Linked DNA regions of Homo sapiens: region 2 is linked to region 1. A link is an interaction called in ENCODE POLR2A ChIA-PET data of the cell type or tissue named here. Cell type or tissue: B cell. All regions are shown on one strand. Each heading gives the region's core, and the rest is flanking DNA. Links, peaks and the distances in the headings are about the cores only.

Region 1 (10,260 bases), core at 2,299-7,298:
TCCAAGCAAGATCCTAAAATACATCCACTGCTAGTAAACAGAAATATCTGATCTGTCTAGCAAATTAATTGAGTACGTAATCACTCTGGGGCTTCTTGGGAGAAAATTTATGCTATGAAAGAAAAAGAATCAGGCAGATAAGCTGGACCCTTAAAAAATTAATTATAAGAAAGGGTAGTAGATTCTGAGGACAACGTGGTATTTGTTACTCAATTTTGCCTTCCATGAACTCATGTCTAAAACCTGACTGTGGCAGTAGGAGAAAATAGAGTTATTTTGCCAGAAATGTATTTCTTCATAAATATTCTCGGACTTACACTGACTGAGAATGCCTTCTAAATCCATCATGTAGTCAGAGGACTGAAGATGAGAGCCAGGGATAAAATGGAGAATTCTGGGTCACCTTCTTTTACATTTTCTCTGATCTTTTATCTACTTTATAATTAAGGACAGTATATTTTAGTACATGGCTACATGTGCTGTATAATCAAACGGGCTTCAATTTAACTTTAGCTCTGCCATTTAATAGCTGCATGATCTTGAACATGTTATTTATCCCCTCTAACCCTTGCATTTTTTACTGATAAAATAGATGTAACAATATTAACTATGCAAAGCTTGCTGTGAAGATTAAATGAGTTAATGCATATATAGTAGATAGCACAAGATTTGGCTTATAAAAAAACAATTAACTTGGGGGGATGGGGGGCTAGGGGAGAGATAGCATTAGGAGAAATACCTAATATAGATGATGGGTTGATGGGTGCAGCAAAACACTATGGCACATGTATACCCATGTAACAAGCCTGCATGTTCTGCACATGTATCCCAAAACTTAAAGTATAATTTAAAAAATCAATAACTTTCATATACATTACACCAAAATGTAATACTTCTTGGAGTTTTTCATACTAATTTTTCCTTTCTTTACAGCATAGCCTAGTCTGAATTATTAAAATACTTTTCTAGTCAAGAGCTACATTAAAGGTATACTATATTTTTTTACTTACTGGACTATATCATACTGTCCTGGACCAGGACCTGACTTTTTAGGTAACTCTTGTCTTCCTGAAGAGTTGCCAAAATGTATACCTTTGTATTTCAAAGTTGCATTGGAAACATCCTAAAAAATAAAAAGTTTTAAAAAGTGAGGATGAAACATAGTTTAAATAAGTCATGAAACAATGTTTGGCTTTACCTAAGTCTAAATCTAAAGCAAGGATAGCCTCAGTAAGGGGGTTCCACTGGTAAATGCTAAAGTGCTCTTGGATAGATCCCAGGCTAAGTTGTCACTGTTGGTTCCCATTCCACTCCTGAGTCAGCTAGGGTTCCCAGAGAAGTACCTCTAACATTAGCATATTCTCAACCAATATGAACAGCTTTGCTCTTGGCAGTACACCCAGTAATCTAAAACCTTAAGAAAAATGAAAATTAGCTCCTCATCATTTAAAAAAGAGAGAGGGGATAACATTATTTGGGAAATAGAAATACCTATTAAAAATTACCTTAACTAAACAGATTGAAAAAATGCAAACATCACCAATGGTCATTACATAACTTCATATTAATGTAACCTTTAAACAGAGTTAGAAATACTTAACAATAAATTAAACACTACCCTAGTTCATTTTATTGCTAATGCTTAAAGACAGGATCAGTCTTTTAATGACAGAGAAATTATTTGTGACATGAGAAATAATCATCTTTCCTTTATACCCACTACAATAAATGTTAAAATTAAGCATGAACCATAAAAAGTTTAAGCACACTGTTTCACCAGAAACTAAAACAATAAAGCATAACACAACAGTAGCTTCTTTTTTACAGGAATCCTCTTGACCTAAAACATTCTTAGTTGAGAAATCATTTAAGAATATTTTAAAACATATTTTTAAGCTAATGGTATTTACTATAATTTCCATAACATATAGTTTAACAATGTGTCAAGTTGTTACAGCAGGTAGACAGCCTGACATGAGCAGGGTAAGAGAGAGCCCCCCCAGCCAAGAATGTCAGGCGACCATCAGGTGATGGTCAGGCAGTTGTTAACAGTCTAAAATAATAATTCATTGCAGCTGGCACCAGGGAAAGGCAGTCTCCCAAGAGAAAAATCCTGAAGCTGGTGATCAGCAGCTTCCAGATAACATCTCAGGAGTTGCGCGAATGGGCTCACACATGCACACTAAAAGGCAAAATGGCCGTGTTTAACCAGCATATGACCCTCTAGGCGCATTCAACTGGAAAGGTAAGAATGCCTCAAGTGAGCATGTGTACAACTCCAGTAAACACACTGCACACGTGGCCCCTCTCAAGTGCTAGAAAGCCACTGAGCATGTGAACAGCCCACCCCAAGGAAAGACTCAGGGGACAAGTAATGCAAGACCCTGGAAGCATGCCAACATACAAAACCCAAAGTTAAAAGGTCAATCCATGCACTTGATCTCTCAAATCACCTGCTGGGCCCTCTTCCAAGTGTTCTTTACTTCCTTTTTAATAAATTTTTACTCCCACTCTAAAACTTGCCTTGGTCTCTCACTCTGCCTTATGCCCCTCGATTGAATTCTCTCTTATGAGGAGGCAAGAATTGAGCTGGCTGCATACCCATAAGGATTTGTAACCGCTAAGTTGTTCTAGGTGGCTATTACTATTCTACAGCAGTGGAACCAACCTCTCTCAGTTACCATTATAAGCAATAATAATGCAGTAAGTAGCAACATTAGTGACAAAAGCATAATTTCAGTACAAAATGGTGAATCAAATCCATACCTGCCCCACCCGACTCCAAAATTTTAAAAGAAGTATATCAAATAGACACAAGTAAGTGCTAGAAACTTCACATGCCAGAAACTTTAAGGACTTTCTGGAAGATATAGCACAGCAAAGACTAGAACCAGAAAAGGACCTCATTACATATGAAAAGAGTCTCAGCTGAACCCACTTAACATCCCCAGAACCAGAAAAGGACCTCATTACATTTGAAAAGAGTCTCAGCTGAACCCTCTTAACATCCCCAGAACCAGAAAAGGACCTCATTACATTTGAAAAGAGTCTCAGCTGAACCCTCTTAACATCCCCAAAAAAACAGAAACTGGAGATAAACTCTTAGGTAGCGAGTAGGGGGCAATTCTCAAAACTACTAGCACCTTTGGAGATGTGCACCAGTGCCATTACATTAAGTGATGAGGAGAATGCTAACCTCCACTTTATTATTGGCAGATGTAGTTGAAACTAAATTGAAAGCACTTTCCCCTGCCCCTAGTGACTTTCTAGTTAGAGAGGCACCACTCCAGAAAGCTTTGAGGTGCCACAACAAAATCCAAAAAGAAGCTGGCGCACACTAAAATTCCTTGAACTTACCACTAACACCTAGCCCCCACACATTATAATATATAAGCACAATAGAATTAACTTTCCCTTCTACATCTGCCTGGCCTGAAAAAATTAAATGCGGATTGTGATGGTCAACTTTAGATGTCAATTTGACTGAGTTAAGGAATACTCACATAGCTGATAAAGTGTTATTTCTGGGTATGTATTTGAGGCTGTTTCCAGAATAGATAGGCATTTGAATCAGTGAACCATCCTCACCCAATGTCGTGGGCACCTTTCAATCAGCTGAGGGCCCAGATAGAACAAAAAGACAGAAGAAAGGTAAATTTGTTCTCTTTTCTGGATCTGAGATGCCCATCTTCTCCTACCTTCGGACATCAGAACTCCAGGTTTTCTAGCCTTTGGATTCTTGGACTTTCCCCAGCAGCCCCTCAGGTTCTCAGGCTTTTATCCTTGGACTAAGAGTTATACCATCAGCTCCCGTGGTTCTCAGGCCTTCAGACTTGAACTCAGCTACTCCACCAGCTCCCTTATTTCTCCAGCTTGCAGACAGCATATCATGGGACTTCTCAGCCTCCATAATCACATGAGCCAATTCCCAGAATAAACCCCATCTCACATATATAGTTATGTACCACATAATGATGTTTCAATGATGGACTGCATATATGACAATGGACCAGATATACAATGGTGAGCCCGTAAGATTATAACACCATATATTTATTGTTCCCTTTCAATGTTTAGATGTATTTAGATACACAAATACCATTGTGTATCTGTATCTTTGTAATCTGTACCAGACAGTACAATAACATGCTATTCAGGCTTGAACCACAGAAACAATGGGCTATACCATATAGCTTAGGTGTGTCATAGACTATACCATCTAGATTTGTGTAAATATACTCTATGATGTTCACACAATGACAAAATCACCTAACAATGCATTTCTTAGGACGTATCCCTATCATTGATTGACACATGACTGTGTAAGCATTGGTTCTGTTTCTCTGCAGAATCCTAATACAAAGACTAACACAACCTCTGACAGAACTTTAATGTTTGCATGAAGTAAAATGAGACCTTTGTTGATTCTTTTTTCATAGATGCAAACGTGTACAGAAAATTATAGTTTTTCTAAAGAGTTATCCTGCTTTGATTTTAGTAAATCCCCTTGATTGTTTCTTTCTTTGGTGGTAGAGAATATTGGAGCTGAGAAGAGAGAAACAAGAAGTCGTCTGCTATGTCCAAGTAGAATTCAGACATGTTTTGGAATACCTGGTGAACAAAGCAAAACAACCAAAAGGCAAATGTAAAAACTAATCCTATGAGAAGAAGGAGATAATCATGATGCCCCACACCTAGTAAGAAAATCTTAGTGTCAAAAGAGTGGCAATGCTAAATACTGGGGATTTTCTGTCAACTGGGTTTGCGTTCTAACACAGACAATCCTCAATGACTTTATGCCTCATATCCTTTTGAGTGTGAAGAAACTATGAAAAAAAAAAAAAACTAAAACAACTGTTTCATTAAAATATTGGCTAAAAGAAAAAAAAAAACCTGCACTACTTTTGAACCTTTCTAACAGAGTATAACACGAAGAAAGACATCATCATCCTCCCCCTACTTTATCCCAGCTAATCCGGCAGCTTTAGCTGTGAAAGAGAACATTGGTGGAAATGCCCAGCAGAGAGCACCATATGGCAAGAGACTGAAGTGCCTGGTGGAACAGCAGCTGTACTCAATGGAAAGAGACTTATTCGGGAGCATAGCTGAGACAGCCCCCAGGGATGTCTAGAAATACATGGGTAGAAGAACTTTGCAAAAGGCTATATGTCCTCTACATTGATAGTTACAGACAAAAAAAAATGGTATTTAAGTTATTAACATTATTGCAACTCTCTTTAGTAACTCCAATCCAATGAAGCCTGGGAAAATGTGTTATATAAATAAAAAGGATTAATCCTTATTTCCTCTAGGAATATTTCCAGCACTGTACGTGGTCTCAGTGGGCTTGAATTATTGATCTGCAAATCCCTTCTGCTGCAACACAAAGAGCAGAAAGGCATTTGCCCTTCTTCACTATGGACATTCAGCTTTAACACTGAGTGATGAGTGACAGTCTTATAAAGCACTATCTCAAAGTAATATATTATTATTCTTAATAGCATTATTATTATTATTACAAGTAGGGATTCTAATTTGATACACAATTCCAAAGCCCAGCCCCTTGTCATGTCCTTGAAGGAACAAAGCTATGAATAAAAACTGAAAGAGCTATCCCACAAATCTCTGCAACACATAGGGTATATATACACTACTTTGGAATTCCTAAGTATAACACAAAAGGAAATAAGGGAGTCAGACCATCCAAAGGCATTGGGTTTGGTGGGTGTAGGGGGGCAGAGACAAATGCTATAAAACTTAGCAGAATGACTTACAAAAGTGGCAGAGTCTGACATGTCCAGCACAGCAGTACATGCCAGTAAAAGAGCACGGAGAAACCCTAGCATCCACTAGAGTAGTTGAAAACACTCCTCTCTCCTCTTCTTATAGGGTCAGTGGCAATTCCAAAGACTGCTGTGCCAAACAGAACTTAAGGAAGAGAGAGAACCTAGCCAAACAACACTTTCTCTTGCTAAAGTAAGTGCTCCAGATCACCTTTCAAATGCAATTACCTAATACAACCATGGATTTTAAAGTACATAGGCAGTTTTGATGGCAGAAAGAATGAAATTTCCCATTTATGTTAGAGTTTATTTTTAACTCAGAAATAAAGCAGAACATCATAATTGTGCATATTTTTTTCTACTATATTATGACCATAACAGACAGTGAAGTACAAAATGTGAAACTACATTCTAATATAATATAGTCATGCTGGATATTTTAGACATTGTATATATTTCACACAAGAACATATCTAATATGTTGATTTACTATAGCCTATACATTTGTCAAAAAATCAGTATTTTAAAATACAGCATTTTGATGTCATCTTTTACATCACATTTTTATAGCCTAAAATCATGTTAAGGTTTTGTATTAACTCTTTTAATGCAAGGATTCAAGACCTTGAGCAGGATTCTATTGAAGAAGCTTTCTTTAAGTGAATTTACATTATTGAGATTTTATGATTCAATTGTTTCACAATTCTAATAGTAATCCAGTAGGAGGAAAGATTATGTATGTGTACATGTGCACACACACACAATTTAAGACCCCACAATAATATCCATTTTTTTTTTTTTGTGTGTGTGTGTGTGTGTGTGTGTGTCTACAATAATATCCATTTCATTTAAACCACATGAATTGACAAGTACTTAACTCATTAACCTCTGCGGTACTCAGGTAGATGTTGAATCAGAAATTTAAAAGGCTTTTAAAAATACAGACAGAAAACAAAGGATAAATTGATGCACTCTTATCTCTAAATTACAGTTTCTTTTATGTCAAGAAGTGTTGGCAATACCAACTTCAAGGTCACTGTCAATTTTGAAAATCATTAGCAAATAAAATATGACTTAATTGAAGCAAACTCAGCATGGAACTGCATTATTTTAAGTAAATGCTATATTATAATTTGAAGAAGAATTACTAACTGCCACTCTCACTGACAATTAAATAAATGAAGATGGGGCTATGCAACTTTCCCCCATGTCTTTCCATAATTAAATATGGAAATAGAATTTGTGAAGAATTAAAAGGCCCAAAGTGCAATAATTCAAACACTAATGAACTGTTTTCCAGTGTGGCAGCACACAGGTAGTTCCCAGCATGTTATCATTAGCAAATATGTCAGTATCATCATTCCAATCACAAACTTTGCTTGTGAAATACACCTCTGAAAAATAGATTTCTAATAGTTACCTGGGCTCTTCTAAAAGAAGAAAGAAGCTAAACTTTATCATTCAAAATGTTATATAAAATAACTTTTTTGTAGAATTTCTCTTCACAAATTAAATTTAGCTAAAGTTTAACATTTGTCACTTAGAGTCTTACACAACTCTTAATTCTGTATTTAAGCTTTATTAGACAGCTTCAGCAGATGTGATTCACCAGTTAAGAAAGAATCACAATAATTACCCATCTATTGGATTATTTTCTTAATTTTCTATCAATATGCACCTCTGGAAACTAAACCCACATATAGTATTAAATATTATTTCAAAAAGCAAGCAAAGAGTTACCCAGAATTATCGAAAATTCAGATAAGATTTGAATTAACATTATTACAGTATCAATTTGGCAGTAGTTTGTGAAGAACCTGTGTTTTTCTGCAGGAGAAACAGAAGAAAATAAAGCCTTCAGCTACTGAGCTTTGCCACGCTATCTCTAGTTCTCTCAAATACAAGATGAGGATTTCAAAAAATATCACAATTCCGTTTGTATTAAACTTTGCTGAATCTTCTTGAATATTATGAACTATGTCTTTAACTGATACAGAAAACTACGTTTTTATATGTTTTTAAATTACATCTAGATTTTTATTCCAATAAATAAATAATAAGTTGTATTGATTCAATACTTATTAAATTAGGCCATCAAATAAATTAGGTCATCAAATAAATGTCTTCTTCTTCTTCCTTATTTCTATAAATAATAATTTAGCCAGGAAGTAATCAAGTTTTATATGTCTAAGTAATGCTTATTCATGTGGGGAAAGGATTTTATACATGCAGGGAAGCTTGGAGGCATCATTGTGGCCTTCTAATAGATGACACATTATTCTGAAACAAAAAAAAAATAGCTTAAAGCAAGAATTACATTTTGAGATGTAAGTTATGAGTGATTAGGGAATTATTAAGCTAAAGCCAAGAATCTATGACTAATTGTGAAGAATACTTATTCCAATATGTTAGACCATAGTTATTTTTCTCAGGATATTTTAGGTAAGGAAACTGAGCACAAAGATTAAGTAACTTGGCCAAGGACTAATAACTATTAAGTGGTAGAGTCAGGACACATAACCAGGAAGTCTGGCTCCATTACACTTCTTTGCATAACTTGTCCGTCACCTTGGGGAGAATATCCTAATATCAAATCATAAGACCATTTCACTGGAGTTTTTACAGAATTGAACCTATTGTTCACATAAGAATATCTTACTCAAATATTTAAGATACTTAAATATCTTAATGAAGATTAATTGTCACATTGTTATTAATAGGATGATGGGACAGTCAAGGCCTAGAAGACCAGGTATGTCATAGAGAGAGAGAATGAAATATTCTTGAGACAAAAACTCCCATGGCCAGAAAGAAATGGGAATTCTTATGGTTAGAAAAGGAAACATGTAACTTATATTATCCTTACTTTTCATGTTACCAGAATTAATCTGGTTCTTCAAAAGTTTTATAGCATGAAACAATCCATTAGTCTTAAAATATCTGCCTACTACTGTATTTAAACACAAAATGTATTATTTCTAGTTTGTTCCATAATCAATAGGAATTCTTCTAAAAACTTAAAAATCAAAAATTAAATAATACTGGCTTATATATTTACCTTTATCATTGTTCTTTAATTATTTATGTGAATTTGAGTTATTGTCTGATAACATTTCATTTCAGCCTGAAGACTCCATTTGGTATTTCTTTTAGGGGGTGTGCCAGCAACAAATTCTGTCAGCTTCCATTTATCTGAAAATGTCTTAATTTCTCCTTTATTTTCAAGGAATAGCTTTGCTGATTCTGGAATTCTTGATTGGCAGTCTGTTTTTTCAACACTTTGAATAAGTCATCCCCCTCCCTCTGACCTCATGATTTCTATTAACCTTTTGGAGGATTCCTTCTATATGATATGTCACTTTTTTCTTGCTGCCCTCAAGATTTTCTTTTTGTCTTTGGCTTTCAACAGCTTGACTGTGATGTGTCTAGGTGTGCATCTCTTTGCATTAATCTTACTTAGAGTTTGTTGAGCTTCTTCTTTCTGTAATGTTTTTTCATCAAATTTGGGATGTTTTCAGCCATGATTTCTTCAAATATTCTCTTTTCTCCTTCCTCTTTCTCCTCCGCTTCTGGGATTCCCATTATGTGTATGTTGGTATACTCGACAGTGTCCCCTAGATCTCTGAGGCTCTGAATACTCTTCTTCATCCTATTTTCTTTCTGTTCATCAGACTGCATAATATCAATTGACATGTCTTCAAGTTAACTGATTCTTTCTTCAGCCAATTCAAATTTTCTTTTGGGCTCCTCTAGAAAGTTTTTCATTTCCATTATTGTAATTTTCAAATCCAGATTTCTACTCGGTTTGTTTTTATAATTTCTATCTCTTTATTGATGCTCTCTATTGGGTAAGGCACTATTCTTATACTTCCATTTAGTTCTTCAGACATAGTTTGCTTTATTTCTTTGAACATATTTAAAATAGCTAATTTAAAAATTTTATCTAAGAAGTCTAATGCCTTGGCTTCCTCAAGAACAATTTCTTTTTCTGTATATGGGCCATTTTTTTATTATTTGCATGTCTCAAAATTCTTTGCTGAAACCAGATATTTTGTATGATATAATGTGACAACTATGAAGATCAGAATTCCTACCCTGAGGGTTTGTTTAGTGATTTTCCAAGACTAATTCTCTAAACTCTGTATTCTTTGTACACTGAAATCTCAGCCTAATTAGCTGAGTGGTCAGGTAATGTCTGGACAAAAATTTTCTTAAGTGCCTTGAACCAATAAATCTCCAACCTTTGCCAAGGCCCTCTGTACATGTGTTGAGGCATAATTTTAATGCTCAAGCGGTCAATTTACAAATCTGTGTTTAGCCATCACTTCCTGCTTGTGTAGAGCCTCAAGGTCACCCAAAGGTAAGAGCTTGTAGAATCTCAACTCTTTTTTTTGCAGTGATAGTTTACCAATTCTAAAACTACTTTCAATGTACTATGGGATTAAGCAAATAGGTACATAATTCTGGATAATGGGAG
Region 2 (10,260 bases), core at 1,675-6,674, 300 kb after region 1:
AGAGGTAAAAGCTAGCTTAAATAATTTAGAAGGAAACTAAAAACTATTTTTAAAAAGTGGCATAGCAGATTTAAGAATGAAATAAATGGAAATTTCTGAATTGAAAAATACAACCAAAATTAAGAATTCAGTGGGTGGTTTAATAGCAGATTTAATAGATACTGTTGAATTAAAGAACCAGTGAACTGGAAAACGGGTTGGAAAGAAATCCAATATGAACTAAAAGGAAAGAAGAACACATTTACATAAAAGAGAATAAGAGGTCAGAGGAAAAAATGAGACATTCTCATATGCATTTTTTGGAGTCCCAAAAGGAGAGTAGAGAAGGTGGGGAGGGGAGTGTGCAGAGGCAATATTTGAAGAAATTTTGGCAGAGAATTTATCAGAAATTATGAAAAATGCAAAGATCCAAGAAGCCCTTTGAACCCAAAATATGATAAACAAAAATCCACATCTAGATGCCTCATACTGAAAATGTAGAAAACCAATGACCAAAATTATTATCTTCAAAGTAACAACAGTTTGGCTGACAGCTACCTTCTCAACAGCAACAATGAAAGCCAGATGTTATAAATGTGGTTTGTCAGAAGGAAAATGATATAGATGCAGGGGAGAATAAAGACCAAAAAAAACGGTAGATATATAGGTAAATCTTATAAACATTGAATATATCAAAAAAATAACTTATTGTGAAGTTTACAATGTACATTTATGTGATTTAAAATATACCACAAACTGAGCTTATAAATAAGAAGAAAGGTAAAAGGAGTTAGAGTCCTAAGACACTTGTGTTATCTGGAAGACTCTGGTTATTTAGTCACTTTTAACTTTTAAGGTGACTACTAAAGTAATTTTTTAAAATGATATATAGCTGCAGAACAAATGGAAGCGACTTATGGAAAGGTTTTTTAATACCCTAGTAATGCAAAACAAGAAAAAAGAGGAAAGAAAAAGGAACACGAATCATAGAGGACAAATGAAGCATAAAAATACAGTTTTAAGACACAGTATTTCAGTAATTACGTTAAATGTGGCCTAAATGCTCTAATTAAAAGACCATTTGTCACTTGTGTTTTAAAATAAATAACTATACTACTTAAGCAATACTTATTAAATATGAGATTTAAAAGATTGAGAATAATAGGGTAGAAAAAATATACCAGTGAAACCTAAGGAAGGCTGGGGTAGTTATATTAATATCAAGTAAAATAGATTTTAAGATGAAAAGACTTGCTAGAGATAAAGAGGGTGACTTTAGTAATAAAAGGTCCAATTTACCTAGAAAAAAAATAACCGTTATACATTATCCCAAAACATACGGAGCAAAAACATTCAGAACTATGAAGAGAAACAGACAAATCCACAAATATTGTGAGAAATTTTAATACCTCTTTCAATAATTTATAGAATAAGATAGAAGAATAAGGTTATAGAAAATTTGAAAATGATTAAGACAATTGATTTAATGGACCTATTTTAGAACACTTCAACTACAGAGCTCTTTCAAGTACATATGAAACATTTAAGAACATGTATACTTGTCATGAAAGAAAGAAATTTCAAAAGATTGCTATCATACAAAGTATTTCTTTGACCTAAGTGAGTTGTCTAGTAACCAATTATAAAAAGAAAACCAGGAAATCGCTGTATGTTTACATGGTAAGAAATATACTTCCAGTACCTCAGAGGTCAAAAAAGAATTGTAATGGAAATTAGAAATTTTTCTAGTAGTGAAAATGAAAATGCTATATCTCAGATCTTACGTGTTACAAGTAAAGACCTATTCAGAGGGAAATTTTTTGCTCTAAATGCTTATATTAGAAAAGGAAAAGAACTAAAATCAATGAGCCCAGTATTCATCTCAGGAATTTAGGGGAAAGAAAATATAAACCCAAAAAACCACAAGGTAATTTTTCAACCCTCACCTTCCAATTTGTGTGAATATGCTCATAGTAGTCTCTGATAATCTTTTGTATTTCTGTGGTAGCAGCTATAATGTCACCTTTATTGTTTCTGATTGTACTTATTTGAATCTTCTCTCTTTTTTTTTGTTAATCTAGCTAGTGGTCTATTAATTTTGTTAATCTGCACTTGTACTCCCTAAATCTACAAAAAAAAATTTTTTAAGTAGTTAACTGGAATAAAATACAACAATGTTAACAAAATCCAAGAGTAATATATATTCTTTTAAAAAGCAGAAGAAAAGATAGGGTATCAACCTAAGTGTCCATCAGTGGATGAGTGGATAAAGAAAATGGGGTGTGTATACACACACACACACACACACACAACATGGAATACTACTCAGCTATAAAAAAGAATGAAATAATGTCTTTTGCAGCAACTTAAATGGAACTAGAGGGCATTAATTCTAAGTGAAGTAACCAAATGCCACCTATTCTCACAAGTGGCAGCTACGCTATGTGTACACAAAGGCATAGAGAGTGGATAGAATGGACTTTGGAGACAGAGGGAGGTAGTGAGATGAGGGGGTGAGGGGTAAAAAACTACTTATTAGGTACAGTGTACACTATTCAGATGACAGATGACCTAAAATCCTAGACTTTGCCACTATACAATTCATCCATGTAACCAAAAACCACTTGTACCACTAAAGCTATTGAAATTTTAAAAAAAATAATAATAAGCAGAAGGAAGGAAATGTAAAGAGCTGAAATAAAATGGAAAACATACAGTGCAACACAAACATATAATTACTACAGTTGAGTCTGAAAAGACAGTGGAATTGGTAAACCCGTAGTGAGATTAATGATGAAAAGAGAGAGAAAGCATAATTAACCAAAATTAAGAATGCAAGAGGAGGAGACCTTACCGCAGGTCTTACAGCTATTAAGAGGATATTATGAACAATTTGATGCCCATATATTTTATATATATATATATTTTTTTTTTTCCCTCCCCCGCAAGATGGAGTCTCACTCTGTCACCCAGGCTGGAGTGCAGTGGCACCATCTCGGCTCACTGCAGCCTCCACCTGGGATGCAGCCTCCATCTCCGAGGTTCAAGCAATTCTCCTGCCTCGGCTTCTCAAGTAGGTGGGATTACAGGCGCCTCCTACCACGCCTGGCTAATTTTTTTATTTTTATTTTTAGTAGACACGGGGTTTCACCATGTTGCCCAGGCTGATCTCAAACTCCTGACCTCAGGTGATCCACCTGCCTTGGCCTCCCAAAATACTGGGATTACAGGCATGAGCCACCGTGCCTGGCCTGATGCCAATATATTTTAAAGTATGACTGATACAAGAATAGAAAAGCTGAGTAATCTTACCTTAAGAATTCTTCCAGAGAATAGGAAAAGGAAATATACTTACCAATTTATTTTAATGAGGCTAATGAAACCTTTATACCAAATCCCAACAAAGACAATACATGAATGAAAATTAAAGGCTAGTCTCACCATGAACATAGATCCAAAATTCCTCCTAAAATTTTAGCAAATTTACTCTAGTAATATATTAAAAAAATTAATCACACCAAATTGCATTTATTCTGAAAGTGTAACACAATTTAATATTTGAAATGCAACTAGTATAATTCATCACCTTAAAATATTTAAGGGGAGAAACCATGATCTTCTCAGATTTTAAAAAAAGCTTTTCATAAAATTAAGTGTTCATTCATTATTTTTAAAAACTTAGGAAAACAGGACTAGGAAGGTCTTCAATCTGAAAAAGATATCTATGAGAAGGCTGAAGAAAACATCACAATCAATGGTGAAATAAAAAAGCATTTGCTTTGAGATTGGGACAAGAAGGATCATCCCCGCTTCCATTTAACATTGTATTGTAAGAAGTATCCAGTGCATTAAAGAGAATAAAAGAAAAAAAATTAAGATAAAGCAATAAAACTCTCATTCATTTATGATGTGATTATGCATATTTAATTCAAAAGAATCTATAGATCAGTTTTATAGATCTTTTTTTAAATCAGAATTTTGTTAGGTTACTGCCAAAAAACAAACAAGAATTTCTATATACCAAAAAAGAAAAAACAGAAAATAAAATGTGAAAAATACGTTGGATAGCCCTTTTAGCTGGAACTGCCACCTTCCAGTAATTTAACAAAATAATGAACACAAAGGGAAAGAGAAGCATCTGATATGTATTCTGTAGGCCTTTTAGAAAATACGGAGTTGTTCCTTTAGCCACATACATTCAAATCTACAGGAAAGGTGATATTGTAGACATCAGAGGAATGCATCCTGTTCAAAAAGGGAATGCCCCACAAATTTTACCATGGAAAACCAAGAGTCTATGGTGTTACCCGGCATGGTACTAGTGTTGTTGTAAACAAACAAGGGCAAGATTGTTGCCAAAATAATTAATGTGTATAATGAGCATATTAAGCACTCAAGAGCCAAGATACCTCCCCGAAACACATGAAGGAAAGATAGGAAAAGAAAAAGAAGGGAGCCAAAGAGAAATGTACCTGAGTTCAACTGAAGCAACAGTCTGTTCCACCTAGAGAAGCGCACTTTGTGAGAACAAACGGAAGGGGCCTGAGCTGCTGGAACCTCTTCCCTATGAATTCATGGCATAATAGGTGTTTTCAAGATAAAAGGCTTCTAGACTATTAAAAAGTATATAAAAAATTAATTCCAGATAGATTGACCTAAATGTGAAAGTTAAAACTTCAGAGGGTTTATCTTAAAATGTAAGCTAGGAGAATATCATCATGGCCTTGAAATACTTTTCTTAGATCACAAAAAGCTCTAATCATAAAGGAAAAAATTGAGACATTGGTTACTTTAAAAGTAAAACTTCTGGCTAGCCTGGTGGCTCATGACTGCAATCCTAATGGCTTTGGGAGGGCAAGACGAGGATCACTTGAGACCAGGAGTTCGAGACCAGCCTGAGCAACATAGTGAGGCCTCATCTCTACCAAAAACAAATAAATAAAAGTTAAAACTCTTTTTTTAAAGACACCGTTAAGAGTGAAAAGCAAGACTGGATGAGAGAATATAATTATAACATATAACTGACAGAGGGCTTGTGTATACAGTGTATAAAAACTCTTAAAAATCATTAAGAAAAATGTGAAAAACATTTTAATAAGCACTTGACAAAAGATTTATATTAAGTCCAACAGACTTAATATAGATATGAAAATGTTCACTCTTAGGTAACACAAAATAAAACCACAATAAAATACCACTATACACCCACTGGAAAGTCTCATAAACCAACTGTTGATGAGGGTGTGGAACAGTGGGAGTGTAAATTGGTACAATTGGGAAGTAGTATCTATTGAAGTTGAAGCAATAGATCCAACAATTCTGCTCTTAGAAATATACCCAGAAGCTTGTGCACATGTATACCAGGAACTGTTACAGGAATGTTCAAAGCAGCATTATTTATAATGAAAAATTGGAAACAACCAAAATCCATTAACAGTAGAATGAATAAATCATAGGATATTAATATAATGGAAAAATATAGAGTTATGAAAAGGAATGAAGACAGCTGTAACCATTACTGTGGATGAATCTCATAATGTTGAAAGGAAAAAGCCAACACTGAAAAATACATATTGTATGATTCAATTTATATAAAGTTAAAAACAAAAAGTAAAACTAAACTGTAGTTTTTAGGAATGATTATTTACTTGGTAAAATGATGAAAGTATAGAAGTGATTACCATAATAACCAGGATGATTTGAGACAAATGAAGGAAGGGGTTTGTTATCAGAAACAGAAATGCAGAGATAGGCTTCCTGAGTTGTTGGCAATGAATTTCTTGATCTAGGTGATAGATACATGGTTATTTGCTTTCTAATAATATATTAAACTTAACTTGGATATTTTATGCACTTCTCTGCATTTGTGGTTTTCTTTCACTCTTTAAAAAAAGTTTTAAAATACCTATATATGATGCATACATGATACATACAAGTGTACATTCATACATATGTGTGTAAACAGTGGTGATAAAGATACTTGTCCTTGGACAGAATGGTTTTGGTAAATGTGCTGGGCTGTCTGCTTTGGCAGAATGTCTTGCTAATCCTAATTAAGGTAGTTTAAGCCTCCTATATATTTGTTTTCAGGTATTTGATTTCAGTCAAATTGTGAGAAGAGATTATCTGTAAACTTTAACATTGAGACATTTAGGCTGGGAGTGATGGCTTACGCCTGTAATTCCAGCACTTTCAGAGGCCAAGGCAGAAGGATTGCTTGAGCCAGGAGTTCAAGACCAACCTGGGCAACACAGCAAGACCCTGTCTCAAAAAAAAAAATTAATTAAAATTTTAAAACTACAATATTGACACATTTAAAATTTCTTAAATGTCTTAGGTCCTATTTCTTAGGGAGAAATTTGTTTTTTATCTCATTGGTGTTTTGGCAAAGTAAAAATTTTACTGTGACCTTCAGTCAATTTTAGGCCATAAAATAACCTATAACTTTCCTTGCAGTATTTCAAAATAACAATGTGTTGATATTTATTACTGTTTTCCCCTCTGCCTTCACATCTGTTTTATAATTGCACAATGGATAGGATGATACCATTGAAGGCTTGTTTTTGGACTAATTCTTTGCATGTATCATCCTTCATTTTCCCAGTACACGAAGGAGAGTGATTTCAGCATTAGAAGTTGGGATTTGTATAGTTCAAGGATTTTAGTATTTTTAAGGCTTTTTCATCATAGTTTTTAATTCTAGTCACCACACATCTCTAGCCCTAGCATTCTGTAACCAAGGAAACGCCCTACTTTTAGCATGGCACAGTACAAGTGTACCTTTTAAAGAAATATTCCAGGTTGAATACTCTGTGTATTCTGAGATAATATTCAAAAGAAGATCAGTGATCCTAGTGATTCAAAAAAGCCAAATTTTAACACATTAAAATTGCCTGAAAGTCTTAAGTATTTATTTTTAAAAGTCTTTATTTTTCCTAAATGATAAGCTGAAGCTGCCATTGCCATATATGGATGCATATACAGCTTAGGGAAACCAATGACTAAAATAAAATCCAACTGAAAAAATAAAGTTTAAATTTAAAAATTTCTGGCCAGGTACAGTGGCTCATGCCTGTAATCCTAGCACTTTGGGAGGCCAAGGCAGGAAGATTGCTTGAGGCCATGAGTTCAAGACCAGCCTAGGCAACATAGTGAGACCCTGTCTCTACAAAAAAAGTTTAAAAATTAGCCAGGCATGGTGGCATGCACTTTTAGTCCCAGCTACTCAGGAGGCTGAGATAGGAGGATTGCTTGAGCCCAGGAGTTCAAGGATGCAGTGAGCTATGATCATACCACTGCGCTCCAGCCTGGGCAACGGAGCGAGACACTGTCTCTTAAACAAAAAATCTGTGTTGCAAATGTATTTTTCAGGTGAGTTGACTAGCATTTATCTTAAGGAGTATCAACTACACTCAAAGCATTTAGATAGGCCAGTTTAGGTTAAGATACAAAGATGAGTAAGGTGTATCTATTGGGGGAACCAGCCCCCAATATTTCAATGTATGTTCTATTTTCCCTAAATGTCGGCCCATCTGAGAAATAGAGAAAGAGTACAAAAAGAGGAATTCTACAGCTGGGCCTCCAGGGGTGACATCACATATCGGTAGGTCCGTGATGTCCCCTGAGCCACAAAACCAGGAAGTTTTTATTAGGGATTTCAAAAGGGGAGGGAGTGTACAGGGAGTAGGTCACAAAGATCACGTGCTTTACAGGGCAATAAAGATCACAAGGCAAGGGCAAAGCAAAGATCACAAGGCAAAGGGCAAAATTAGAATTACTGATGAGGGTCTATGTTTGGCTGTGCACGTATTATCTTGATAAACACCTTAAACAACAGAAAACAGCGTTCGAGAGCAGAGAACCGGTCTGACCTCAAACTTACCAGGGCGGGATCTTTTCCGCACCCTAATAAGCCTGAGGGTACTGCAGGAGACCAGGGCGTATTTCAGTCCTTATCTCAACCGCATAAGACAGATACTCCCAGAGCGGCCATTTATAGACCTCCCCCCAGGAATGCAATTCCTTCCCCAGGGTATTACTATTTTTTTTTTTATTATACTTTAAGTTTTAGGGTACATGTACACATTGTGCAGGTTAGTTACATATGTATACATGTGCCATGCTGGTGCGCTGCACCCACTAACTCGTCATCTAGCATTAGGTATATCTCCCAATGCTATCCCTCCCCGCTCCCCCCACCCCACCACAGTCCCCAGAGTGTGATATTCCCCTTCCAGTGTCCATGTGATCTCATCGTTCAATTCCCACCTATGAGTGAGAATATGCAGTGTTTGGTTTTTGTTCTTGCGATAGTTTACTGAGAATGATGATTTCCAATTTCATCCATGTCACTACAAAGGACATGAACTCATCATTTTTTATGGCTGCATAGTATTCCATGGTGTATATGTGCCACATTTTCTTAATCCAGTCTATCATTGTTGGACATTTGGGTTGGTTCCAAGTCTTTGCTATTGTGAATAATGCCGCAATAAACATACATGTGCATGTGTCTTTATAGCAGCATGATTTATAGTCATTTGGGTATATACCCAGTAATGGGATGGCTGGGTCAAATGGAATTTCTAGTTCTAGATCCCTGAGGAATCGCCACACTGACTTCCACAATGGTGGAACTAGTTTACAGTCCCACCAACAGTGTAAAAGTGTTCCTATTTCTCCACATCCTCTCCAGCACCTGTTGTTTCCTGACTTTTTAATGATTGCCATTCTAACTGGTGTGAGATGGTATCTCATGTGGTTTTGATTTGCATTTCTCTGATGGCCAGTGATGATGAGCATTTTTTCATGTGTTTTTTGGCTGCATAAATGTCTTCTTTTGAGAAGTGTGTGTTCATGTCCTTCGCCCACTTTTTGATGGGGTTGTTTTTTTCTTGTAAATTTGTTTGAGTTCATTGTAGATTCTGGATATTAGCCCTTTGTCAGATGAGTAGGTTGCGAAAATTTTCTCCCATTTTGTAGGTTGCCTGTTCACTCTGATGGTAGTTTCTTTTGCTGTGCAGAAGCTCTTTAGTTTAATTAGATCCCATTTGTCAATTTTGTCTTTTGTTGCCATTGCTTTTGGTGTTTTGGACATGAAGTCCTTGCCCATGCCTATGTCCTGAATGGTAATGCCTAGGTTTTCTTCTAGGGTTTTTATGGTTTTAGGTCTAACATTTAAATCTTTAATCCATCTTGAATTGATTTTTGTCTAAGGTGTAAGGAAGGGATCCAGTTTCAGCTTTCTACATATGGCTAGCCAGTTTTCCCAGCACCATTTATTAAGTAGGGAATCCTTTCCCCATTGCTTGTTTTTCTCAGGTTTGTCAAAGATCAGATAGTTGTAGATATGCGGCATTATTTCTGAGGGCTCTGTTCTGTTCCAATGATCTATATCTCTGTTTTGGTACCAGTACCATGCTGTTTTGGTTACTGTAGCCTTGTAGTATAGTTTGAAGTCAGGTAGTGTGATGCCTCCAGCTTTGTTCTTTTGGCTTAGGATTGACTTGGCGATGCGGGCTCTTTCTTGGTTCCATATGAACTTTAAAGTAGTTTTTTCCAATTCTGTGAAGAAAGTCATTGGTAGCTTTATGGGGATGGCATTGAATCTGTAAATTACCTTGGGTAGTATGGCCATTTTCACGATATTGATTCTTCCTACCCATGAGCATGGAATGTTCTTCCATTTGTTTGTATCCTCTTTTATTTCCTTGAGCAGTGGTTTGTAGTTCTCCTTGAAGAGGTCCTTCACATCCCTTGTAAGTTGGATTCCTAGGTATTTTATTCTCTTTGAAGCAATTGTGAATAGGAATTCACTCATGATTTGGCTCTCTGTTTGTCTGTTGTTGGTGTATAAGAATGCTTGTGATTTTTGTACATTGATTTTGTATTCCCCAGGGTATTATTAATATTCCTTGCTGAGAAAAGAATTCAGTGATATCTCTCCTACTTGCACATCCGTTTATAGGCTCTCTGCAAGAAGAAGAATATGGCTCTATTCTGCCTGACCCTGCAGGCAGTCAGACCTTTGGTTGTCTTCTCTTGTTCTGTAAAATCACTGTTATTCTGTTTGTTTTCAAGGTGCACTGATTTCATATTGTTCAAACACCCATGTTTTACAATCAGACTTCATATTTTTCAAGCACACATGTTCTACAATCAGTTTGTACAATAGTGATCCTGAGGTGATGTACATTCTCAGCTTACAAAGATAACAGGATTAAGAGATTAAAGTAAAGACAGGCATAAGAAATTATGAGTATTATTTGGGAACTGATAAAT

The links. ChIA-PET counts read pairs that join two places held together with the same protein. Peaks named below come from ENCODE experiments on the same cell type or tissue, not always from the same donor. Only the 100,000 strongest peaks of a DNase experiment are listed, where the experiment ranks them.
Region 2: POLR2A ChIA-PET joins it to region 1 with 7 read pairs; 3 of 35 experiments call an interaction of 5 or more read pairs at or near these places.

The regions. Positions count from the first base shown.
Region 1 is chr4:98,108,183-98,118,442 of GRCh38, forward strand. It overlaps STPG2 (sperm tail PG-rich repeat containing 2), which reads right to left. Exons shown (of 11, transcript NM_174952.3): 4 at 1,011-1,123. Among named protein-coding and RNA genes, the nearest start is that of STPG2, 30 kb to the right of the region's middle. RefSeq lists an enhancer at 2,589-3,414. In B cell, for the core only: no CTCF peak of the experiment used is centred there; a DNase peak (open chromatin) is centred at 5,039.
Region 2 is chr4:98,405,202-98,415,461 of GRCh38, forward strand. The region is part of intron 7 of RAP1GDS1 (Rap1 GTPase-GDP dissociation stimulator 1); the gene reads left to right. It also overlaps the pseudogene RPL21P48. Among named protein-coding and RNA genes, the nearest start is that of RAP1GDS1, 150 kb to the left of the region's middle. In B cell, for the core only: no CTCF peak of the experiment used is centred there; no DNase peak of the experiment used is centred there.